Linked DNA regions of Mus musculus: regions 2, 3, 4 and 5 are each linked to region 1. The links are chromatin loops, found by intact Hi-C in ENCODE. Cell type or tissue: heart. All regions are shown on one strand. Region 1 holds the start of Ccdc148 (coiled-coil domain containing 148). Region 2 overlaps Gm46743 (a long non-coding RNA gene). Region 3 has its middle 55 kb from the start of Upp2. Region 4 overlaps Pkp4 (plakophilin 4). Region 5 overlaps Pkp4 (plakophilin 4).

Evidence for each region. A loop is a pair of places that touch in the nucleus more often than their neighbours do. Peaks named below come from ENCODE experiments on the same cell type or tissue, not always from the same donor. Only the 100,000 strongest peaks of a DNase experiment are listed, where the experiment ranks them.
Region 2: it touches region 1 in a loop (3-fold over the local background); 2 of 42 quality-filtered maps call a loop at or near these places.
Region 3: a loop joins it to region 1, with 2.6 times the contacts of the local background. A loop is called at or near these places in 3 of 42 quality-filtered maps.
Region 4: it touches region 1 in a loop (2.6-fold over the local background); 7 of 42 quality-filtered maps call a loop at or near these places.
Region 5: it touches region 1 in a loop (2.5-fold over the local background); 5 of 42 quality-filtered maps call a loop at or near these places.

Annotation. Positions count from the first base shown.
Region 1 is chr2:59,159,539-59,164,538 of GRCm38, forward strand. It overlaps Ccdc148 (coiled-coil domain containing 148), which reads right to left and starts at 1,145. Exons shown (of 15, transcript NM_001372501.1): 1 at 809-1,145. It overlaps Pkp4 (plakophilin 4), which reads left to right and starts at 1,312. Exons shown (of 22, transcript NM_026361.2): 1 at 1,312-1,590. In heart, a CTCF peak has its summit at 2,508; DNase peaks (open chromatin) are centred at 1,163 and 2,253; H3K4me3 peaks cover 3,244 bases; H3K27ac peaks cover 1,524 bases.
Region 2 is chr2:59,399,940-59,404,939 of GRCm38, forward strand. Gm46743 (a long non-coding RNA gene) reads right to left here. Exons shown (of 3, transcript XR_001783312.1): 3 at 799-1,593. Among named protein-coding and RNA genes, the nearest start is that of 5330411J11Rik, 16 kb to the left of the region's middle. In heart, no CTCF peak of the experiment used is centred here; DNase peaks (open chromatin) are centred at 1,162 and 2,152; H3K27ac peaks cover 723 bases.
Region 3 is chr2:58,697,922-58,702,921 of GRCm38, forward strand. It overlaps a transcript of Upp2 not described here. Among named protein-coding and RNA genes, the nearest start is that of Upp2, 55 kb to the right of the region's middle. In heart, a CTCF peak has its summit at 2,192 (motif pointing right); a DNase peak (open chromatin) is centred at 2,210; H3K27ac peaks cover 415 bases.
Region 4 is chr2:59,283,575-59,288,574 of GRCm38, forward strand. The region is part of intron 3 of Pkp4 (plakophilin 4); the gene reads left to right. Among named protein-coding and RNA genes, the nearest start is that of 5330411J11Rik, 100 kb to the right of the region's middle. In heart, no CTCF peak of the experiment used is centred here; a DNase peak (open chromatin) is centred at 2,857; H3K27ac peaks cover 1,575 bases.
Region 5 is chr2:59,228,903-59,233,902 of GRCm38, forward strand. The region is part of intron 2 of Pkp4 (plakophilin 4); the gene reads left to right. Among named protein-coding and RNA genes, the nearest start is that of Pkp4, 71 kb to the left of the region's middle. In heart, no CTCF peak of the experiment used is centred here; a DNase peak (open chromatin) is centred at 2,849; H3K27ac peaks cover 757 bases.

The DNA of each region.
Region 1 (5,000 bases):
CTTTCCCCACAAAATATAACAAGGAAAATTAATATCCCTTATTGTGAAGGGAGATAGTATAATATTTTTTTCTTTTTACTAAAGAGGATATTATGAAAATAACAAAGCCACCAAAAGAAGAAACATGAATACATCGGTGGCTATATGCTAGAGTGGTACTATTTTTAAAATATGTTATGAAGCAATATCATGTGTAAAAGTTCCAGATTAATAGCTACCATCTAATTATGAACATCACTCATCAAAAATAATTAGCACGAGCAAACTAGCACAAAATGATTTAAAATGAAAGTAGAGCACTCATTATTAAAGGTCAAGATTTGGGTGCGAATGCTCCCCTGTCCCAATTCATCATTTCCTTACCGATTTTAGTATTAATCTGGAAAACTGCCAGAAAGCAAAAATCCATCATTTGTAATCTATTTTTTTCTTTTTGAGAAATCATTGGGATGAATTCTGGCACTTCTCCAGCCTCAGACAAACTGGGAAGAGCATGCACCTGCCAAGCTCAGCACAGAAAGCACATAGTCCAAGAGGGAGGGGCGGAGGAGAGATCAGACTTGCTGTTTTGGGAAGCAGAGAACTCATTCTGTTGCGGGCTGGTCCTTTAGTACAACCCCACTCAGTTTCCTTACCAAAATACCACGTGCAAGAAATCCTGTTTTCGTTGGGAGGGGTTATAGGCTGGAAGAACCAAAAATCAGAGGAAATGTAGACTCAGGGAAGGGGGAGTGGTTGGAGAAAGAATTCAAGTGACCCTGTGACGTCAGGAAGAAGCAGAGATTTAAGGAATGGAGTGGAAACTCACCGGGCTGCACAGATCTCAAAGGTCAAAATGCATATAGCCTCGCATGCTCCCCAGATGCAGGAAAAATGAAACGCCCACTCCTGAGCTTTCAATGTAAAGTAGAAGTCCGGGGGCTCAGTTGTTTCTGCCTTTGACGCTGGGGACAAGCCCTACCATGCAGAGTCTTGGCAATACTCAAAAGCAAGACCCGCCCGATTTCAGAGCCCTCTCCCGGGAATCCCCTAATACTCCTTCCCCCCACCCCCTCCCGCGCCGGAGGCTACAGACACCTTCATCTTCACTCCCCACCTTCTCCTGGCCCTCTAGCTCTTAACAGCATCGGTCTCCATGGCGACCTGAAACCGCAGCTCCCATTGGCTCGTTCAATATGAGGGCCGGGCCAATGGGGAGGGCCGGCCCTCTCCTTCCGCCCAATGGGGCGGGCGCGGAGCCTGTCTGGGGACGGCAGCGTGCTGACGTTCCCGGGTGCCGGGACTGGCCGGGCGGGCGGGCGGGCTGGCGGCGGGGCGGCGGCCTCTGAGCAGTCTAGAGGGCTCCGGGGCTGAGTGCGCGTGGACGCCGGCCGCGGCGGCGGCACTATGGGCACGGGGTAGAGGCGAGCTGCCGCCGCCACCGGGGTGGTGGGAGAGCCTCTTCGGGGGAGGGGGCGGGAGGGGAGGGAGGGGAGGGCAGCGGCGAGGCTGCCGCACTTCGGCCAGTTTGCTCCGGTGCCGCAGCGGCGACCCTTCGGCGTGGATGTCCCTGGTCCCTGGAGCGACGACGGCCTCCGCCTGAGCTGGAAAGTAAGTGCGCGGGGCTGGCGGGAGGGCTCGGGGCTCTGGGGTGCTAGCTGCCCAGAGCGCGTCGAGCCGGGACCTGGCGGCGGCCAGGCGCCCCCCGCGGCTCCCTGGCTCGGATCTCTCGGTCCCCGCCGCGTGCTCCGCCATCCCGCCCGCCTCTCCCCTCCCCCCGGCGGCGCACAACTTTGCCCCGCACAGCTCGGCGCGGCCGCTTTTCCTCCCGCACCGCGCCACCGCTTCTCGAACTTGAGCCCCGAGGCTCCCGCGCGCCGTCGTGCCCGGGACCGGCCGTCTGTGTGTCCGTCCCTCGCTCCACCGAAGCAACCGCCAGCCGTGCCTCCCACGCTCGCCCGGCGTGTCGCCCGGGCCCCCAGAGCAGCGCTGGTGCCCGTGACGACCGCCCGGAGGGTCCAGGGCTCCCAGCTTGCAGCTGCAAACCGCACGCTCCTCCCTAGCGGGCGCCCCAGCCTTAAGGCTCCAGGCTGCCCTCCCGCGCCGCACTGCCTCCTCGCGCTGCCAGGAGTTAGAGCGAGCAGCTGCACCCAACGGAGGGTCGTGGGTCCCTGTCCCCTCTTACTCCTTGGGAAACGAGAGGGCGAGCGGCGGGACCGGGTTTTGGCGGCATAGTGACTGAGTGCGACACCCGGCGAGCGCGGGCAGCGGAGGCGCCGCGGTTGCTCCGGGCGCCGCGATAGGCAGGTGTGTGCGTCCAACGGGCGACGCGCGCTGCCAGCTTGTAGGCTGGCGACAGATTGTGCTGGAATGCAAGGAATGCACCAGGGACAGAGTCCGCACGGGCCGCGGCCGCACTAGCGCCTTCCCGGCCCTGATCTCGCCGCGTAGCCAGAGGTCACGGCGCATCTTCAGAGCTGGTAAGCCTCGTTCACTCTCCTGCCTCCGCTTCTCTCCCTGCGGCAGAGGGCGGTGGAGAGGGAAGCGCGGTAGTTTTCTTGGGGCTCCAGCCTATGGTTCTGGATTTTTTGCTGCATTGGTCTCCAGGACCGTGAATTTAGGTGTCAGTGTACCCAAGGTTATTATTGATCGTTGCAGAAGGCTCTTGGCAAGTTTGCTTTTGCAAGATTTGGATAGTGCGTGGTTTTTTTTTTTTTTTTTTTTTTTAACCAGGGTTTTCTGAATACCAGCAGAGACAGGGCCGAATGTTCTTGAGTAAGCTTGCAGCCAACATCTTTTAGCTGTATCAGAAAATGTCTTTTAGTGCTCCAGGTCCGGGGTGTATTGCAAGAGATCTTGAATGCATCACTGCTGTCATGAGGATCGGAATATTTTCCATCGTCATACTGGGCTGTGTTTAGGCCTCGTATAATACATAATGAATAGTAACAGAGCAGCAGTGTTTGGCCAGCGATGGGACAGATAGAACTGTCTGGTACAGTTAAATTCGGGGCGTGTAAGTTACCACTGCAAGTAACCCGGGGACATCACAGTCATGTATATTTCAATATGTAATTTATTAGTGGAAAGCGCCATTTCTTTCTTTGTCACTCAGTTTAACTGAATAAAAAGCACAGTCCTACAACTTATAAAGATTGGTAAATATGTATAAAATTGGTAACGACTAGTATACATTTCCTTCCTTTCTTCCTTCCTTCCTTTCTTTCTTTCTTTCTTTCTTTCTTTCTTTCTTTCCTAAATTAATACAGAAAAGCAAAATTTTGACAGATGCTCTCCCAGAACCAGGGTTAGGTTTTTGCTTTTGAGAAAGTAGAAGAAATTGTCTCTTTTTAAATGGAGTATATCCCATGGAGCATTTCTGATACCTAAGAAACAGTTGTGGGAAATGGTATGGTGAAAGCAAGAACAATGTCTGGAGGAAGTGTTTCTGGCTGAAGGCATACGGTGTGTGCTTCCATTCCACAGTCTGCTTTGAAGGTTGCTGGCACTAGACAACCTTCTGCATTTGGTTATTTTCCCTCAGATTCAGGAAAATAAGCCAGTAGTTCAACCAGTCACCTGTCTTCTGACCCCTACTTTGCATGCATCAAGGGCATTGAAAAGTCTGCAGGCATTTTAGTTAAGACCCAAGGGAGAAGAAATGATAGGTTGTGTCTTCTGGCTTGCTACATTGTTTTTCAGGTATGCCTGTAGTCAGTGAACCTTCTAATTTAGAGGTTTAATTCCCCTACAGTAACAATGCAGAGGATTTGGGGAGTTTGTAAATGGCTACAGGAAACTTTTATTATGTAACGATACATTATAACAGTTTAACTCTTGGTTGTTTAATTTGACATGAAAATTAGAAAGTTAACTAGAAAGGGGAGGTCCGTTCTGCAGCACAGGCTTGAGGCTTACTTACCTAGCGTGCCTGAGGTCCCAAGCATTCCCTGTTCTTGCTCCCCAAAATGTAAACGGGAATTTATTTTCTCTGATTCACCAGAAAGGAAAGATTTTGTTCAGATATACAGAGTGCACGTGAGCATGATTGACTGAGCAGATAAGTCTCGCCTGCTTCAGGTAAGAGCAGACATTCAATTAGAAATACATCGTGTTTGTTAGTAAGACTTAGAGAGAAGGCTCATAATCTAGAACCATTGTGAATATAAAACTATCCTGACCAAAGGAAAGGTCCTCCTTACCGTCTTTTATTATGTAAGGAGAGGTGCTGCGGTTGGCAGCTGTATGCCATATGGAAGCTCCTGAGTTGGGAGGGATTGAGCATTCTGCTGGTTCTTACCTCTGGTTTTGGGTGGAGATAAGGTAGCAAGAAAATGATGGCAAGCCTGAAAGAAGGAAGCAGATGCTAGTGAGCCCGAGAGAAAGCCATACACATGGTTGCTGCATACAAGCTGCGTAAGCCAAGAGAATCCTGTACGTGGATCTGACATAACATAAGTTGAAAGAACTCTTTACCAATTTCAGTGTAATAATAAAAAACAACTGAGTAATCATATAACCTTGAGTATTTAGATGAAGTCAGCATTAAATCAGAACTGCAATTTTATTCCTTCTCTACAAATTGGCAAAACAAATTGTAAAAATTTAAACTACTTAAGTTGATTTTTAAAAATCTAGTTGTTGTCATCTTTTAAACTGAAAGCTTTTTTTTTATCCCATGTGTCAATATCCAGAGATCTATTTAAATAGATTTTCATAGCCAGCTTGATGCCAGCCACCTGGCACAATTATGTCCCTCAATTGACTCCTTTCAAAATCAAGATATTTTGAGAATGGCGTATATATTCTAATGTTTTTAATTTACTTTGGGAAGTAACTCCTTGCTTAAGTGTAAAATGGAAAACAACTTTCATTTTTAGTTGTTGTAGGCTTGTTCTAGAGCATAAACATGCATGGAGTTGTATGTCATGTTGAAAGTTGCCTTCAGCTTTCTGGGAGTAATTCCTTCCTCCATATGGAAAATAAGCTATAGTGCCTTTCTGCACTGAAGGGAAAGGCGG
Region 2 (5,000 bases), 240 kb after region 1:
AGTACAGGCCATGTGCACAGGTCACAGGTCACAGGTACTGTACTCACATATGCACTGGACTCTGCACACAGAGTCCAAAAGAAGGCGCTGGATCTCCTGGATCTGGAGTTACAGTCAGTTTTGAACCACCTGATACGGGTGCTAGAACCCAAACTCAGGTCCTCTGCAAGAACAGTAGAGGGTCTTAAGATCAGAGCCATCTCTCCAGTGCCCAGACAAGCTGTATTTGATCTTCACCCTCAACATACTCCAAGAAATCCTCACAGTAAATTTCCTGGGTAAAGAACATGCCCAGCTTTTTCATCCAGTGTTTCCCAAATTAAACCAAACAGAAGATTCTTCTCTAGGCGTCTAACGATGTCCTGTCAGAGTGGCCACTTTGGAAATATTGAGAGAACTAGCTCAGGGCTCAGACTCTGCAAGGGAGGGGGCTGGTCTCTCACTGCATTTTAGAAATGGGTGGGCCCCAGCACTCGGGAAGCAGAGGCAGGCAGATTTCTGAGTTTGAGGCCAGCCTGGTCTACAAAGTGAGTTCCAGGACAGCCAGGGCTATACAGAGAAACCCTGTCTCAAAAAAACAAAACAAAACAAAACAACAAGGGGTGGGGGGACATTCTGTCCTAATGGAGCATGCCCAGCAGGGCTGAGAGAAACAATAATTCTTTGCACTTTATTGACTCTGGTAACTTGTAAACCTTTATCTCATATATATATATATACATATATACACACATATATACGTATATATTGATATATATTATATTAGATAGATAGATAGATAGATAGATAGATAGATAGATAGATAGATAGATAGATAGATAGATAGATTACAAGAGGAGTGTATTACTGTCTCCATTTTGCAGGTGACATGGTCCAACAAAATGTAGTATTCTTACATGAGCTGTACTGACCAAAGGCTTGTCATATTGCCTGGAGCCCCATCCTGACAGGAGTGGGTGTGGCCTAACCTTCTCTACCAGCCTTCCAGGATCTCTATCCTTTGTCCTCCCTAACCAAAATCACCCACGGGGCTGCTAGTAGCTCACTGGTGGCTCACTTCCCCACCCAGGGCTCTACTGGGATGCCCTTCCTGCTTCCCAGAAGCCTTTGTTCCATGAAAAACAACTTGTTTTCCAGATCAAGACCTCTAGGGAGGTGAGGGGAACTAGAATCCTAAATACAGGATGAGGATCAAAATTAGTCCCTGACCCCTCACTTCCTCTTCAGCCATTACAGGCTGCTGTGCAAGTCAAGAGAGGAAGTAGCCTGAGAGTGGATTGACTGAGAAGAAAAGAGCAACATGTCCCCACTCCCAGAACTATACAATAGAGATTTGTCTGCTGTGTGCTTCAGTAGTCAGAGGAGGAAATGACCACTCGCTCTTATTTGGGGGACAGTTCAGTGTGGGGGCAAAAGATCACCACAGAAAATAAGGCACAGGATGACGCTACCACAGAAAATAAGGCATGGGATGACACTGTAAAAACGAAGCATTTGTCCCAGGGAGATCGTCTGAAAGATGCTCTTTGACTGCCTCCATGGTCATCACAGCCCGTCTTTTCTACACACGGTGAGAGGAGTGGACAGTTCTTCCTAGAGGAAAGAGATAAAGGACAGCAAGGAATTTTATGGTTGACATCACTGGTCTGACCAGCTTTGCCAGGAAACAAAATCAATGTGTCCCTGCAACTAGTTCTTCGGTTTTAGTGACTCTTTTTTGACACTGAGGACGCTGAGATTTTATAGTCTGAAATGTGCCCGCAGCCTCCATGTCTGCCCGCCACTCTAGCTATAAACACCAGCTATAACCTGCAAGGGAGAAACAGTGCCAGCTGTTTATTCTCTAACTTGAGTTCACTTTTACAGTTTGACCAGGAGGGCTTGAGAGATCAGATGTGGCCACAGTGTAGATTTGAGAGGCAGGAACATCAGAAAACCACATATCTTGGCCAAAGCAGCAGGTCCAGGCAGTGGCCAGTCTCTGTAGTCAGTCCAAGCCCAGCATGGGAGCTCTGGGCATCTGGAGCAGCCTGGAAGATCAGATAAGGGGAAGCTGACATGGGAAAATCAGGCAGAGCAGAGGCCAGCAGCAGGCACTTAGCATAGCCCGTCCTTGGGTGGAGCCCACAGGAAGGAACAGGAGTGTCACGGCAGTACTGTCTCTGTTATGTGTTCCCTCCAAACACTACGGAAATGTGTAAAGTGTACGATGAAGGTCTCTGAACAACAACCCAGCCATTCCTCTTCCCCTCCTGCCCCCAGGTCATTGTCCTCCCTGGTTTAATTTCCAGATTATTGGAGCAGAGTTTAAGATCATGGGCTCCAGAACCAAATGATCCAGTTCAAACCCACACTCAGCTCCGTCCCAGCTGTGAGGCCTTGACTACAGCTGCCCCCTCTTGTCTGCTTGCTCATGCACGAAACTGGGACAGCAGTGGTGTCTGTGTTCTGTGACTTAACTCACAGAGACACCGCAGAGCCCAGGCACGGTTGTGCCCACAGCCACTGATTTTATTGCCTCTGACCTCCCTTCCAGTGAGAAACAATAAACACGGGCAGCCCTGGTTGCTTCTTGCAGGGAGTTCGCAGACTAAGCTGAGTTCTGCAAATGTAGAGAGTCGAATGTTGTTGGAGCAATGTCCCCCATGTGGACATTTACAGAGAAGGACTCTAGTTAGTGGAGATGGGGAGTCACCCAACACTATGGGTATCACAGTATGCCCCACTCCCTCACCCAGCTGAGTCCTCAGAAGAAAGCTGGACAAGCCCAGAGATGCAGACTCTTGAGTTGGGAGTCTTCTGAACATAGACACACGCACACGCACACACATACGTGCGCGCACACATACAAACACAAGTGGGTGTATACATGGACAGACATTCAAATGCAATATAAATGTTAAATAAGCAAACACATTACAAGAATGGTACAAAAAAGGCAACACGAGAAATTGATTTCCTATTAAAAGTATCTTTTGTTTTCTTTTAATCCATGGAACGCAGAAATTCTCCATCAGATTTCTGCTTACACAAAGTAAACAAAATTTGTTCTGTCCTATGCACCCCTGCCCCCTCTCCCAAGTTCTGGTCTGCCTTCTTTAGCCTCCATCCCAAAGTGAGCCATGAGTATTCTAGTCTGTCACCAGCATGTATCCTTCAACTCCTGAGCACAATCCCTCATGCCACAGTGACTTGGTGTCCTGCGAACTTGGGACTCTGGTCCCTCCAACTGGCCATGCCCTAGGAAAGATTTCTCTGCTACCCCTAAAGGCTAGATGACCCTCCCTCTAATTCTTCAATTATGTTATGAGTTAAAAGGTAGGCATCAGAGCTGGCAGAAGCCAGAGACTTAGTTGGAGGCAGCATCATTAGCAACCCCATCTATAAAGTGGATGATACTAGTGTCAGGTTCAGGGGCTTGCAGCAAAGTTTAAGTGAGGTGATATAAATAAAATAAATGCCTATCCTCATGACAGGTATACAGGTGATGTTCAATGAAAAGAAGTTCTCCGTGTTACTTGCCAGTACGAGTGCATAGTAGTCAGACTGCTCTCCTTGGCAGTGGACACAAGCTTCCTTATGAGACAAAACTGTTTCTCTATTTCTCTATTACTCTGATAATACTGCACAGAAAACCAAACTTGAGACAGCAATTTATATAGTGCACCATTCACTCCATCATTCAACTGTTTAAGCCAAGCTCCGCTGGGTGGTTCTTCTGGTCTATGCTGAGCTCAGGGCTTGTAGGCTCTAGAGATGGGGAAGGGTTGAGGAGGGAGAGGCCCCATGCCTCTCCTTAGCCAAGACTGGGCTGATTCACTAGAATTCAAACCTGGCAGGCTCCTTGAGCAGAGGGAAGAACGTAAGGCCACTTGAAGCCCAGCCTTGAAACTTGTGTGCACGGTTGCTTCCATTGTATCCTCTCAGCTGCAATAGCAAGGCTAGCTCAGATTAAGGCCAAAGACTCAAGAGGTGATGGGTAGTAAGCTGGCTGTCAATCGAACACACCTAGGTTCCTAATGAAACCGGTTAGTTAGGGGAAAAGAAATGAACAGCAAAGGCAAGAAGAAAGAAAACCCAATTCCTGACCTCACAGTCGTGGGCAAGGATATTTACATCCCGGGTTGCTCAATATAGGCAATACGAAAATTGACCGCTCAAGCCATTAAGTAGTTGAACACTCCCGAAGGTACAGTAAAGAGACTATGTGCCAATTGGGAAATAAATCAAGATACTCCCCTCTGGAGCCCTGGCAAGGCAGATGAGTCTGGATTTATTGAGGACGCTAGGCCTCCTGACAGGAGGATAATTACAGGCTTCAGCACCATTAATCAGCAACCCGATGCCAACCGGGGGAGTCTATAAACCTCCAACTCTTCCTCTTCAAATTGACTTGGCTTAAAACAATTATTTAAATCCCAAATTCTTGAGCTTTTGGCCTAGGAGAAAGTAGGGAAAAAATGTCAAAAAGAGAAGTTTGTGTCTTTTATTAATTGTCTCCTCCAGAATATCATTTATTAATCTCTCAATAATTTGATGAATCTTCTGCTTTACACACACACACACACACACACACACACACACACCTTCTATCAGGTAGACTGCAACCAAGGATTTCCAGCTGTGATATCAGAAAACTCAATTCAGTGATGTGGGTGGGTGGGGCTAGCTAGCCTAGAAATGATGATCCAAAGTCACCCACCTATATGCGTGGCAGCCTTCATGGATCCATTCCTGTAGACAGACAAGACTGTTCTTTCCACAGGGTCTGTATCCTTTCTTTCCCTCAATACCAAATAAAACAGCCTTGGCCGGGCAGAATGTCCCAATCCTCTGACTGCTGGAGTTCCAGGGTCAGGGGGTTCCCATGTTTTCTGCTTCTCACAGTGCTCTTAATGTGCCCTCTACTCCTGGGATGGCCTATGGAATATTCTTCTTTACTTCAAAGTCCTTTGTTCAGGAGCCAAATGTAAGAGATTTGGCTGCAGAGTTTGCAGAGC
Region 3 (5,000 bases), 460 kb before region 1:
GAACCTCAGGTAGTGTGGCTTGATGGTAGGTGCCTTCCCCCGCGGAGCCATCTGCCTGACTCTGTTCTTACTGTAAATTTCACAGTAGTGGGGAATCAAGCCGAGAGCCTTGAGCAGTCTGGCAAGTGCTCCATCACTAAGCTGTATCATTTGCCCCATATTGACTTCCTTAAACTTAGAGTTCCGTGGTTGGTGAAAATGCTTCCTTTCAAGGAGAGGATTAAAAAAAACCCATATATATATGTATATATATATATATGTATGTATATATATGTATATATATATATACATATATATATATACATATATATATATGTGTGTGTGTGTGTGTGTGTGTGTGTGTGTGTGTGTGTATGCACAACAGTTTAAGGAACTACATGGCACAGAACAGAACAGGGGAGGTACTGAGAGCAGTCCCTGAGGGAGGAGGGAGGTTTTCTTAGCAGGCAGAACATGGTAGGAGCCATGCAAGGATGAGGCTAAGCATGACAGACTGCGCAACTCACGGGCTGCAGATGGGGCTATGCTATGGTGCGCATGCCGAGGAGAGACGGGGCTTTATGTAGAAGTGGCTTACGGATCCACTTGAAGGCAGGATTCGAGAATCCTTGAAGGCTAGGTTGGTGGAGAAAATTCTCATCCAGTTTTGAGTTACTGATAGCAGTGCCCTTTATATCGGACAGACACCACACATTGCTTTATGAAGAGCCATGGAGAGGCCCCGAGTCAGAGCAGGGGGTAAATATAACGTAGCGGTTTCCTGACCTTTCTTATCACTTCAAGCTCCTGTCCTAGCAGGCTTCTAAGAGAAACAGCACGTTCTTTTCGGTGTTTTCCAGCATCAGCCTCTCATTCCTAAGCCCATGAAACATGCTGCGTAATTGCCTCCAGCAAGCCAGAGGTCATTTATGGCAGCACGGGGAGGCAACATCTGGTGATTAGAACTTAAACTTCAGGGCTCTCCATAAAGTCGGGCCTGAAGCACTGTGGAGAAGGGAAGAGGACCCAGGGATGGTGGTGGTGGTGGGGGCGGGTTGAGACTGGTTTTTCTCACTTGAAATGAAGGTGATCACCATCGAAGGTGGCCTCACCTGTATGGAGGAGTATAGCTATCCATTCCAACTAGGCCTTCTGTTCTCATCCTTGGCCACAGTGAGAACAAGTCTGTTCTGGCCTCTGCAGTTGCTCCCCCCAGAGCACCCACCTTTCTCCTGACCTTAGTGAGGCTCTCTGTTCGGAAGGTAGTTGGGATGAGACACAGCTCTTCGATGTGACTCCCAGTGGGATGGGTTGGTATAGACATTAGGTATGCTGAACTATAGATTCAGTATCTGGATCTTCTCCAATAAGCAGTCCAATGGTCACATAGCAAGAGGGCAAGGAAGAGAGAAATCTGGGTATGGGCTGTCTGGCAGATGTTCCCCACAATGGTCAATTAATTTCTTGGTCAAGTTGGCAGCAATAGTAGACTTGCTCCATACAAAAACAGACAGCTTCCCTGTATATATAGTACCCTCTAAGAGGATGTAGAAGCGCCCTTTCTGAAGTAGCTTCTTCATGAGCCTGTTCAAGGGATTAAAATGACACTACTAGGGTGAATTCACCGGATGTTAGCATAAATCTCACCCCGAGGCTCTCTTTCAAAATTCGGTTTCTCCAGGATCCAATCAATTCTATCTCTTGCTTTATCCCAACCTGTTAATAGCAGTGCACTGACCTCAAAGCAGGAGGAGAAGCGGCAGAAGGCAGCCAAGGGTAGCCAGTGATTTAAGTAGAAAAGGCAGAGACTACAAGGGCTGCCCTTCCTTCCTCCAGGATTTGCCCCAAGCCAACAGAGACCCTGTCATGCAGCAGTTCCTGGCCCAGGGGACCCACGACCGGGATAAGCTTAAAATGTTGAAATGGATGCTTTTCAAGTCTAGACTCACATTGTGCCTTTGTGAAGGTAGGAAAAAAATACATAGCAATGCAGGAGCTTGAGCAAGGTCTCCGATTCCAGTCTTTAGCACAGAACTGCTCTGCCTGGCGCTCATGCCTGCACATTGAGGGACTTTGCCTTTGAACTTGGACGGGAATGCAAGTCTGTTCTCCCTGGAGAAGAGGCCTGTGTGATGGGCAGGCAGTCCCTCCATCAACCTCAAGAGACAGTCTGGCTTCATTCAGCTCAACTGGTTACAAGAGAGACGAAAAGTGTCCAGCAGGGGTCAGCACATTCAAAGAAGCCTGGATGCAAGAGCCTGTGTATACTTCCCAAACCATCGTTGTGTAAACAACCTCAGGGCCTGAGAGTCTGGAGCAGCCTTGAGTGGCAAGGCTCCCAAAGAAGAGATTTGGAAGCTGAACTGAAAGTCCTCTTCTTCCTAGAGATAACTGTGATGTATCACGAGCCTAGTGCTTCTAAACTCAGTTGAAAAGTTCACAGTGACGGATGAGAATTGGGGGCACCTGATGGTGGCCTGTGTATGTTCCTGTGCCACAGGGGGCTGTCCAGTTCGACCTTTCTCTAAGGAAAAGCTTGTTTAAACCAGTTTTAGGATTTTTCTCTCCGCCTAGTGGACATCTCAAACTGCAGTCACTGGAGAGAGCCCTGCACCGTTCTGTTCCTCCTGGGAAACTCCATTCTGCACAGAGGCAGTCCTGCACCAGTTAACATTGTGCACACTGGAAGCCTGGGGTCACCAGGGCTTTCACAGCACTCCCTCCCCCGCCCCCGCATTTCTGGCCCTGTATCGGTGGGTGATCAGGAACACGTGATGGGAAGATATGGAGAAAGGCTGTTTGCCTAGTGATATCTCTGTCTGATCAACATTTATCAGAAGACTGCTATTTACAGAGGCAGCACATAGAGATATAATAAAACTAAAGACCTGTGTTTAGGGAGGTCAAGACCTTGATGTCGGTCTGGTTTTTAGTTGTTGACCAGCATCCAAGCCTTCTCTGTTGTGCTGGTTCCAATCAAAGGACTCTTCCCCAGTTCATAAGCTCATAAGGTCATCCTTCAGACATCAGTGGGCCCAGACTATGATCTGGCTGGCCCATTAGAGGCTACCTGGGCAAAAGTAGGGGTATTATGGGTGTCTTATAACCAGAGTAGTATAACTGATCCATCTACTGATGATATATGCCAAAAATTTCAACCCCACCATTTAGCACTCCAGGAATGAGATCGGTGTACCTCAAGGTGTTCTTATTTGACACTAAAAGCAGTTGTTGAAATATATCATGCAGGTAAAAGCTATGTTCCAACATAAACTATTGCCAAGGTACTATTATATGTAAAGGCTGAGCAGAAGTGTTCCCAGCTTTTCTGTTCATAAGCGGGTGTAGGGAAGGCACAGAGAAACACACAACTTCAAAATCAATCAACTATAGATTTTTGACACTGATACTGTGAATATAAATGCTTGTGGAAGGGAAAAGGAAGATAAGGCCAGTTATTTTTAAGTCCTCAACATGCCAGTGTCCTGTCCCTGGGCAGAAGATAAATATTCATTGAATGAATGAAAGAATAGTGAATAGTTTAAGGGGGTGCAGGCAGAATTTCTCATTTTTTTGCTTGATGCTTGACAGGTACCAGATAGGCAGTCAAGGAGACCCCAAGGTCTTCTGTATGTTCTTTAAAAACGGTGGCACATTTCCAGCAAAATATTGGCTCTGTCTAAAGTCTACATGAGGCTGAAAATATTTTCCATTTTCAAGCTCATTTATTTTCTTGCATTCTGTATACATTCTTATATCTGAAAGCTTCAAACTGACATAAAGAATAGAAATGTGTTGGTCCTTATAAAGCAGATATAGTATCTCTAGGGATATTGTAAAAAAAAAAATTACCACAGACAGGGTAGCATCCAAACCCGGAAGTTTGTGCCCTCACCGTTATCAAAATGAGGAGTCCAGACAGTCAGAAAGTAGGTTCCTCTCAAGCGAGCATGGTTCCTCATTTCTCTCCTAGCTCCTGTGATAACCAGCAATCCCTTGGCTTATGGTTTTATTATTTCAGACTCTACCCCTGTTTTTAAGTGGTGGTTTCTGTGTTTGTGCATCACTCTTAATATACCCATCATTTCAATAAGGATTTCCATCGTATTAGAAGCAGAGAACATCATACTTCAGTATGACTGTGTGTTGGCTGTTGACCACCCATATGATGGGTAGCTACCATGTGGTGGCTCTGTTTCCAAACAAGGTCATATTCTGGATGAAGAATTGGGGGATATAACTGAATATATAACAAAGGACAAGAGAATACCTGATCCCAACACATGTTGAGTGCACCGAGATCATGTTCCAGTAACATCTTAGGTGTTATTGGCTGTGATTTGGGACTGCAAGTTCACAGGGCTGAAAGGTCCACATGAAGCCAAAGCATCGGAGGACACACCCACACATGGATAAACATGCTCTTGCTTTGACCCTTCTCTGCCTCAGTTCAACAGCCACTTAAGAGGAAAATACTTTGTGTTCCACCTCCAGTCTACAGACCCGTCTTATCTTTAGACTCCCAACTTTGAAGCTGTCCAGAATATAGAACTTCTCATTTACATCAACCCCACCAGCTTTATGTGCTGTTCTTAGTCAGCTCCACTTCCTGGGCCCTTTTACCCGCCAGATTGTCAAAATGGCTACAGTATGTGCAGAAACGTAAGAAATATCCCACTTGTACTAAAAGGATGAGGGGATTGTGTCTTTAGAATGAGTGCATACTAATGCTAGCAATTTAACGGGCTATATGGACAGCCCCACTCTGATTGTACCAGTAAGGACCATCTGTACCAACGCAGAGATGCTCTGCCAGCCATGGCTAGTGTTTGTGTAGGTTTTCACAGGGCAGATGTTGGAAGGATATATATTTTGTGTTATGCAGTAGCAGTAGACAGGCAACTAATATTTTTTTCCAGTTCAGTTATTCATATCTCAGCCTGCTGTAGAAAGAAGTCATTTCATTCTGCAGAGAAGGGAAGGGGCTTGGCTCTTCTCTTTCACCCTTGAGCTGGAACAGC
Region 4 (5,000 bases), 120 kb after region 1:
GGAAGACTTTCCCAGAAGTTTAGTTAAATACCAACAATAGCTTTCAGACTTCAGGCAGTTCCTCCTGCCTTGGCTAATGAATTTTTAAAACCAGGGTCTTCAAGCCTCTTAGGGATTGGTGGTTTCAGTTTGCCTTCCCTATTCCTTGATCTTCAAGAAGATAAGGCAACACTCCCTTGTTAGCATCTATCTTATTGATTGACTTTGCTGTTCTTTACTTAGGTAGGGTAGGTAAGGATGCTGAGTATCTGTGCTTGGTGAAGAAAAACTATCAAGATTGGTGCTGAATTTTGTCTGATGTCCTACTTGTTCTGACACTCGGAGGATGAGTCACCATCTGCCTTTAAAAAGCTACAGATGAGGCCCCTCCCAAGCATAGGTCAGTTACCTGTTGGTGGGTGGGAATAGTTCCTGGAATATCAGAACTTTGAGCATTAGGGAGGCCCTGCTTCTTCCATACCAAGTGGTAGGGTAAACTGAGCCCAGGACATGGCTGATGGGAGTCACACTAAAGGGAAATTTCTCCTGACAATGGGAAGTTCTAGTCTTTCTGTAGGTGTTATATTTTAAAAGAGATATTCTCAGCAAAAAGCCAACAACATTCAAGAAACCTGCATCATAAAATGGTTAATCTGCCTCTTTTGTTTAAAAAAAAAATGATTGAAAAATCATTTAGAATTTACTTTTAAAATTGAACAGCCCTAAAAATTTCCCATTGAGGCATTCCAGTATCCTATTCAGTTCTGGATGGAATCAGGGCACAGTCTCTCCCCCAATAAGAGCCGTCCATGGTCTGGTACTAGAAACCAGGAACAACTACCACAGTTGTGATCATGAGAAGCACAAGTGAGTGCTTGGGCACGCTCTCGATGAAAAGGAGCAAGGGATCAACTCCCATTCCTGTTTCTTGAAGGACCTTCCAGGTCATCGAGGAGTACACAGTCAGTTTAGACAGTAGGGCCCACGCTGTGTTTACAGTTTCTGGAGTAGTTTGCATAAGTGAAGCTTAATTTGTTACTGGCCATGGTTAATTGCTTCAGTCATTGAAAGTTCTTTGCATCTAAGTGATAGACACAGACCTGAGAAGGGTGAGGAGATGGCATGGCAGAGGGTCTGTGGCTCCACTCTTGTCTTCACTGTGACCTCCCCACCGCCTCCCCAGTCAGCTGGTTCACGATAGGCAGGGGAGGGGGAGCGTTTTCTGAGAATGTTCCTCCTCATAGGAAGTGACACAAAGTAAAATTGAGCCTCACTAGACTGCTTAGTTTCCTGTATACAGTGCATACATATGTAGTTACATGGTACCTGAACAGCAGCCCTGGCATTCGAACAAGTCTTAAAAGAATTTTTAGACAGCTTCACACATTCTTGCCCCAAAATAGCATTCAAAGTGTGAAGCAGCTTGGCACATGAGGCAAGTTCAAGTACTTGCAAGTTCCTGGAATGCAGGCTTGTGTGGGAAAGGGCAAACCAAAGGGACCCTCAGATAGTTGCATTTTGTCTTCTGTGGGTCTGTCTGTACTTTAGCAGTGGGGGAATGCTACCCATTTATTGCTATTTGGTAAAGCTCAGTAGCAACAGCAGGAGACAGCCTGAAAGGATAAGAAGTCAAGGCCTTGAAGACCGATTAGAAGAAAGACAGAATGTTGCAGCCTAAATAGGATCAAAGGATGGATGCCCAACCTATGTCGCTGGTAGTGGGGGTGCCCCGAGTGAGAGCCATGCGTGAGCTTCTGCAGCATTTGTGTGAGTGGAAAAGACTTGGGTGCCCCGGGCAGGGAATAGCTCATACTTTTCAGGCTGAGTGACCCATGGTGCTAATAGAGTGGAAAGAATTGTAACATGTTGAGCATGAAGTGGGGTTGAAAATACTGGGCTCATTTCACAGGACTTGCTGTGGTGTTTGTTAGTCTTATGATGAGCCAGTTCTGATTTTTAGTTACCAGCAAGCCTTCTTTCCTGGTTTGCATAAGCAGAAAGATGGATGATTACATATTGATTCATAGGCTCTCAAGGCTTATGAGCCAGATTCTAAGCCTTGGTGGCCAGGAGCAGTGCTCACTGCAGTGGCTGTGTCCATGGGGCAGTGCTTATTGCAGTGCCTGTGTCCATGGGGCAATGCTCACTGCAGTGCCTGTGTCCATGGGGCAATGCTCACTGCAGTGCCTGTGTCCATGGGGCAATGCTCACTGCAGTGCCTGTGTCCATAGGGCAGTACTCACTGCAGTGGCTGTGTCCCTGGCAAAAGCTCAAGTCACCACTCATTCTTCTTACGTGACTTCTTGTACCCTGCTCATTAGACAGCCCTTAGGCCTTGGCAGAGTATGAACAAGCAAGTTTTTTGTCAAGTTTCCTGACAAAAGACCAAATTCAGGAAGATTTTCAAACACAATGTACAACTCTAAGAAACCATTTTTATCTACAAATGAAAACTAATTCCATATGAATAGAATTTTACATTGATTTCTATATATTTTATGTAGCACAAAAAAATGCATAGTCCCTGCCTAAAATAAATTTTAAGACAAACTAATATTTTACTTAAAATTCAAAGCTTTGATGGTTAATTTGCCAGTAATCTTCTTTTTATTTGTTCTCCATCTCCTGGCCTGAACAGTTCTAAGCATATGAATCGTCCATTTAAATGATGGTTAGTTAATTTATTTAAAATTATGACGATATTTTCCTATTGACACAGAACTCTTGTGGATGATTCAGTCCTTGTGTGTGAAATGTCTTTCACATTCCAGTGGAAGATCCTAGAACACAAGCTACTTGGCACCTTCAGAAGGGACGTGAAAGGGAGCCAGGGCGGAGTCCTGTGGGCACAGTGCCTGTAGACACATGGTAGGCAGCCAGCGTCAGTTGGGAAGTGCTTCTAGGAATAGATGTTGCGGGGAGTGGAGAAAGGGAAGGAAGTGGGCCTGTCCTTCCCGGCTGAAGCTGCCTCTGCTGTCTCTCCCAGGAATCTGCCTCTCACGGCTCTAGAGCAGAGTGAGTCATTGAGCAGCATTTCAGATCCCGTGTATTTTGTTCTTCCGTCCTGGGGTCACAGAGTGAGCAGTTTGAGACTCCGTTAAAGTAAGAACTTTGAACACACTGTTCTGAAGAACACACACTTGTAGTTACTACACAATATTGTCAGTTCCCTGTCAGCTTAACTGGGTAATCTGTGCTCTTCCGCATATCTTTGCAATTTGGCTTATTTTTATTGTTCATTATTAGCTTATCTTCCTAATGAGTTATGTACATTACTTTAAATAGGAAGATGATTTTAGCTGAAGATTCCCATTGACTTAGGTATGCCCTGCTGTGTTTAGGGTACCTAAGGCCTTTTCAGCACTCAGATGCTATTTGTCTGATTTTTTTTTTCCCAATCCCTCCCCGCAACAACAACAACCAAAAAAAAAACCATACAAAACAATATGTTGGTACCTGCTCCTCGTGACAAAGGGTGAAATAAGTTATCTGCTTGAGCACGGTTAGGGCTTTCATCAGTATTTACCTCATTACTCAGAGCAGTGCACTGCTCAGTGCTTCTCACACTTTGTGAACACTGTATCTAAAGCGTCTCCTGTATGCCAGGCAGGCAGGAGGCTGGACCCATGGCAGAGTGGAGCCACACAGCCACAGCCTCTGCTACTCTGAGCAGAAGCCCAGAGTGGCTTGATAAGGTTGGTAGTTGCAAAGATGAAAGCCATTATAGAGCGTTCCATTAAAGTTAAACTCCCATGGTAGTAAAAGCTGCACGGGCTGTTATGAAGCTGCTCTGGATGGCAGTTTGGTTAGCAGCAGGTATTAATATTGACATAAGACCTGATTGTTTTGACAACTATACAGTGAGGCATTATCAGTCCTAGCGTTTGGAGAACTAATTTTGTGAATAAAATGAAGTAACAAAAGTTCTAAGAAGCTGGGCAGTGGTGGCACACGCCTTTAATCCCAGCACTCAGGAGGCAGAGGCAGGCAGATTTCTGAGTTCCAGGCCAGCCTGGTCTACAGAGTGAGTTCCAGGACAGCCAGGGCTACACAGAGAAACCCTGTCTAGAAAAACAAAACAAAACAAAACAAAAAAAGTTCTAAGAAACAGAAACTCATTGCAAGGAAGAAACTACTTTCTAAGCTGGAGAGCTGGAGGACGGTTGGGACCTGCCACCCGGAACAAGGCAAGTAGCCCTCAGTGAGATTTGCTCGCAGTTCCCCATCCACCACCAGCTGTGCCTTTGCAGTGCGGTAAAAGAGCACATTAGCTGGAGCCACAGGCTCAGAGCGCAGACAAGATGAGTATTCGCTGATTGGCTCCATTCATGGGAGCAGTTACCCTGCTTGCAACTGAGTCCTGGCCCTGGCATGTGACCGGCTGTGCCCATGATGGAAAGGGGGGCAATCACACACATTTTCACCAAGCAAAAGTCCCTCCCACCTTTTAATTCTTGGGGAAGACGGCAAGGAGTTAGAGAGGCGTGTAGAGCCGCAGCTCTGGCAGGTGACCTTCGTGAGCTCTATGTGTTTATTTAAGCTCAGAGTTACAGCTCTTTCATAAATTTTAAAGAAAAGAAATCTATGTTCTTACCCCAAAGGAATAACTTAATAACTTTGCTTGTGTGTGTGTCTGTGTGTGTGTGTGTGTGTGTGTGTGTGTGTGTGTGTCGTGTATCTGTCTCAGTGTTTAGGCACACTGGTTTTGGAATGATAGCAAGTAGCATGTTAGGTTTGACCTCAGCATTTCTAGTCACCAACATGTTTTATCTCTAAAATAAAATTACTTATGGCCCTGTGACAAAATTATTGTGCATATGATAAAAGAGCTAGTGTATTCAAAATGGAAATACATATAATACAAATGCTTAATCATCTAGTCTGTGTTCTATCTCACTGTCTGCTAATGTCATACTGTCCTGTGTCAATTGATCCATGGCAGAGAAAGGCAAAAAGGTGAACAAATATATTTTCACATGGAAATTGTTTTCTATATACATAAAGTATAAGCCAGTGGCCCC
Region 5 (5,000 bases), 69 kb after region 1:
TGGAGGCAGGAGCTGATGTAGAGACAATACAGGGGTGCTGCTTACTAGCTTGATCCAGATGGCTTGCTCAGTCTGCTTTCTTATAGAACTGAGAACCACCAGCCCAGGGATGGTACTACCCACAATAGGCTGGGCCCTCCACAATCACTAATTAGGAAAAGTTCCTAGTAGCTTGCCTTCAGACTGACCTTATTGAGACATTTTCATAATTGAGGCTCCCTCCTCTCAGGTGACTCTAGCTTGTGTCACAGTTGACAAAACTATCCAACACACAACCCAAGCATTTCTTCCTGAAATGTGATCTGCTTCTTAATACATGCTCAGTTTGTATTTGTTCCTTACTGAACTTCCAGTTCTGATTAGAAACCAGTCAGGACCACATGCCCAGTCACAGGAGGACTGCATGAGTCGGAAACCTGTCTCCTACAGCCCCACAAGTGCCCTGTGTTAGGCAGCTTCAGAGAAAAAAAGTGTTGCAGAAAGGAGATGGGCCAGAAGGCCTGTCAGTCCTGCTGTGTCAGCAGGAGCTTCCGGCAGGTGGTTCTGAGTGTGGAGTAGGAGTGAGGCAGCCAAGCACTAACAGCCCATCCTGTCAGAAAGCTGTCCGCTCTTGCATCTGTTGACAGGGAGGCCTCCCAATACTTTGGCTAAACAATATGGAAATAGATTCCTCAGTCATGAAACGGTCCAGGGAGCTTGCTGTCATTCCCATCTCTGGAGCAGACAGCGTCCAGTTCTGATAGGTCACCTGTTAGGCAGCACACACATCCCTTTGGAAGATGGAACTTGATCCTGGCTGCCTCTAAACTGAGAATTGCAACTCCAGTGAGCAGCTGTGGGCCCAGCAGAAGGAACCATCGCCAGCCAGCAGCCTTGGTCGCAGGAGAAGAAGAGCCCTGACACGGAGTGGGGACGCTGCCATCCACACCGTCTGATTCAGGCTGGGCTGCTGGTGAGTTGGTGGGCTGTAAAAGACCAGAATCGGAATCATTACTTTCATTCTTGTATTCCTGGGACCATAGTCTTGCTTGTTTTAAATAAGAAAGTACTACAGAGGACAGAACGGAATCTTTTCTTGTGCCCCAATATGAGTCTATTTTAAAGTAATTTTGAGTTAATTTTATCTTTAAGCTTTAAAATACTGATTTTTCTGAATCTTATAAATATTGATTAAATTTCATAAACTCAGTCTTGAGCTTTTATGTTCTTATAAAATAATAATGGAAATCATTAAATATACCAAGTAATCAATGTTCCTGTGAGATCCTAACTCTTTTGTTTCGATATTTGGGAAAATTAGTATACTAATACAGAATTTTTCAATTTGAATATTTTTAAACAACTAAAAAGTTTTCTCTCTAAAGTACTCAGAATCTCAAGTTACATTCATGCGTTTGTTGAACACAATTTTCACCGTTGCCTGAAAATTATTTCTTTTACAGTTTGTAACTGGAAATGAGTAAATTTCAAAGTATAATTGAAACTAAAATACTCATTATAGTTAGACAGAAAAAGTTTTTGAATCACAAACATCTATAAGAAAAAAAAAATGTATCTATCTTCTTCAACATTTAGTCTCAGTACCCAGTGGAACACCTGGTATACTCAGATCAGAGTATGGAAATACTTTTTGACTAAATCATTTAAAATCATTTGACTAATCACTTTAGTTTTAAATTTAAAAATCACCCAGTTTTACTCTGTGTGAGCAAAACTATAAGAAATAACTTTGACTATAGTAAGTACCTCCAGATAGACAAGCACTCACATGTACTATTATGACTGTTGCACTTTTAAATAGGACAGACCTGAGATCTAAGTGTGTTAAGTAGCCATAGCGGGCTACGGGACTCAAGCAATTAGGGTCTGCTTCTGTCTCCCACAATAACCTCCAACCCAGCACCAGTCACAGAGCCGAGCTCTTGACCATGGCCACTGATTAACTGGAGCAAAGCATGCCTAGCTACACAGAGGTTGTAAGCCACTCCCACTCGGCGGGCGAGAGTAGTTAGTCGCTGCCTGGTCTACAAAGCAAAGGCAGCAGGGTTACTCAGAGAATCCCCGTTTCAAAAAGACAAGAGGGAAGGGAAATTTAGTCGGCTGACTTCAGAGGGGCAGCCTGAGACCCTTGAGCAGTAAAAACCTTAGAAATGCAGAAATCATTTTGTGAAATTGTTACTCAAAACATTGTTATGCTATTATAACCAGCAGAAGGAAAGCACAGTTATTTTCATTTGGGGTGTATTATACTAAGAAATAAGGCTCAGAGTAATTTAGGCTTCAAATGCTTTGAATGGACACCGAGACTTGCTGCTTTCATGTAAACATTCTCTTCACCACTCCAGGCTCCCTTCGTGTTGGGGCCGGCCAGCGGCTCACATGTCCGGGTTTGAGCCTGGGAGGCATCTTGGAATCTGGAAGAAAAGAGGGAGCCTAGGCGGATTGAGAAATAATGGAACCAAGACAAGCTAGTTCAAAGGTTCAAACTTTTAATGGCAGACACGCTTTATAAAAGAGGGGGGAAAGCCCATTCCCGACAATTCATCCTTGGAGCCTGGAACCAGCTGCAGGTGATGACATGCAGGATATGGCATATAGTCTCCAGAATAGCTCCAGGGCCTCTCAGCAGGTAGCAGTATCTTGAAGAGGAGCAGTAGCAATGGCAAAACAATAGAGTGATCTAGGGAGAAGGCTCCACCCTAGATAATCTCCTTAGTGGCAGCAAGGTCAAGTTCTGGCTCAGCCTGCTTCAGGCTTATGGGAGGGAGGCTACACCTTCAGATGCCTGTTCCATGTGTTTCCTTGTGCTGTTAGATGGGCCACAAGAGGAAATGAGAGTGGTGGTTGGGCTTTGAGCAGTTTAGTGCGTGTGGCAAGAGGCTGACCCACACTTAGAAGCCGGCTCATGTGGCTAACTAGACAGAGGCAGGAAGTATCTCTGCGTCCGCTCTACCTCAGCTGTCACCCACAGAACTGTTAGTTTGAGGATTTGCGTTCACAGCCTATGGAAACACGCCACATGCCAGGAGTTGCATGTATACAGCCCTCGTGACCCGCTGGTGAACATGGGGAGCCACAGCAGTGGAGTTGGGTGTATGGAGCTGAGTTGATGAAGCCCCACTGTCCCACCTGGAGCCCTTACACATCTCAGAGGCCTCTCCCAACAGGACTGGGATTCAGTTCTGTCCTTCACCCATGACTGCACAGTGCCACAGGACACCCAGATCGATCCCTTGTCGCAAGCCTGAGTACAAAAGTGAACAGACCTAACCCATGTCTTCCACATTCACTTTGGCGGCACCAAACACAAGCCACTTGGGCATTGCTTCCAGTCACCCATAAAGCCTGGGAACACACACCTTCCTCTGGGAACAACTTCCCTGCCAGACATCGAGGCCTCCACTCTCCATCCCGCTGAGGCTGAAAGCCGTTCTCTCGTTGTCCCCATGCTCCTCATACACTGTCACCAGCAAAGCTTTCTGAAAGTGTATCTGAGAAGTGCAGAGAGAAAGAGCGTTTACATTTTAATATATTAAATTGTGATCTGCCAGAGGGCAAGTATTCTACGCTCTACTCAAACCTCCCTACCCTAGTGCTTTTCCTATAACAGTGCAACAGTCATGGGGGGCTGCGCAGGCGCAAAGGCCTGGAGTGTCCTCAAACCCGCATTTGACTCATAGTCTTTGTACTTATTTAAACTCATAGTTTCTAGCCATATCTATGAATAATTATAATCACTCATATAAATACATAGATATGCAAATATACCTACACCCTAGGACTGTGATCTAGTCAAGCCCGGTGCCATCCTTTTTCCTGGTTATAAGCTCATGATGACATTCCACAAGTGCATTGCCTAATTTAATTAGTTGAATGCTTATGAAAATTCCATGAAGGCAGAATCTCTACATAAATGCTAAGAATTATGATTACCGTCTTCACTTCATCCCCATGGCTCAATTTTTACTCTGCGTGTTCAATCTCTCGTCATCAACTAAAGAGAGTTTATATGCAATGCCTTTGACAGTGCTGCAAAATTTGAACCATATTTTTAGCTGAGGTAGATACTGACATTGGCTTGTTTTTGCTGATTTGAATCTTGAAAGAATTAAATTCAGTTTAAATTGTGTCTCTTCAGTAGATTATATCTGCAAATAGATGTCGACATTTGAATACCGGCTATCAAACTCTCTGTACTAGACTGTCAGATTATTTTAAATTGTGGACTGAAATTGTGCCATTATTCTGTTTTATTTGAATTGGATTTTAAGAAGAGGATTCTATATAAAGCACACTATTTTTTGAATTGTTTGCTGTTTGCGACAGAGGATAGCTGTGTTGAAAATGACCCCTAACTGGCTGTAAGGGATCCTTGCCACCATCCCTGGCTTATAAGAGATTTTGAATTGCATAGATGAGAACAAGAAGAATGTCAAGAAGGGATGACTTTTAGATTCCCTAGCCATCCGAGCCACTTCTCAGTTTATTTTGCGTTGTCATCTTTGGCTCAGGCAGTGTTTCTTCAGACTTGGCACCACTGTCGGATGTGCCACTGTGTCTCGTGTAGGTCATTCGGGACGCTTGTAGGGAAATGTTCAGATGACGGCACCTGCGTACCAAAGGGACAGGCATTACCCATAGGCCCCAAGCCCCATGCTTTGGCAGTCTTTCTTTACAAAGTCATCACAAGCAACTTGGTCGGCCATCCTTCTCCATCTACAGGAGAGAAATGTGGGATTTGGGTTGGAGAAAGTAGCAGCTCAGGGCAGGAGCCAAGAAACGTAACATCGTAACATCGCAGTAGGCAGCTCAAGTGAGGTGTCAGGTTCTGGCAAATCTCACTTGTGAGATAAAAGATTTCCTTTCAAGCTGTGCAGCTCAGGAGAGGAGGTAAATATAGCAGAGTGAGCTGGGCAGCATTGAGGAGGGCACAGGTTATGGGGAGAGCCAGGCGTGGGCTTTAAACCCACAGAGGCAGAAAAAGATTTGGCCTGGAGCTT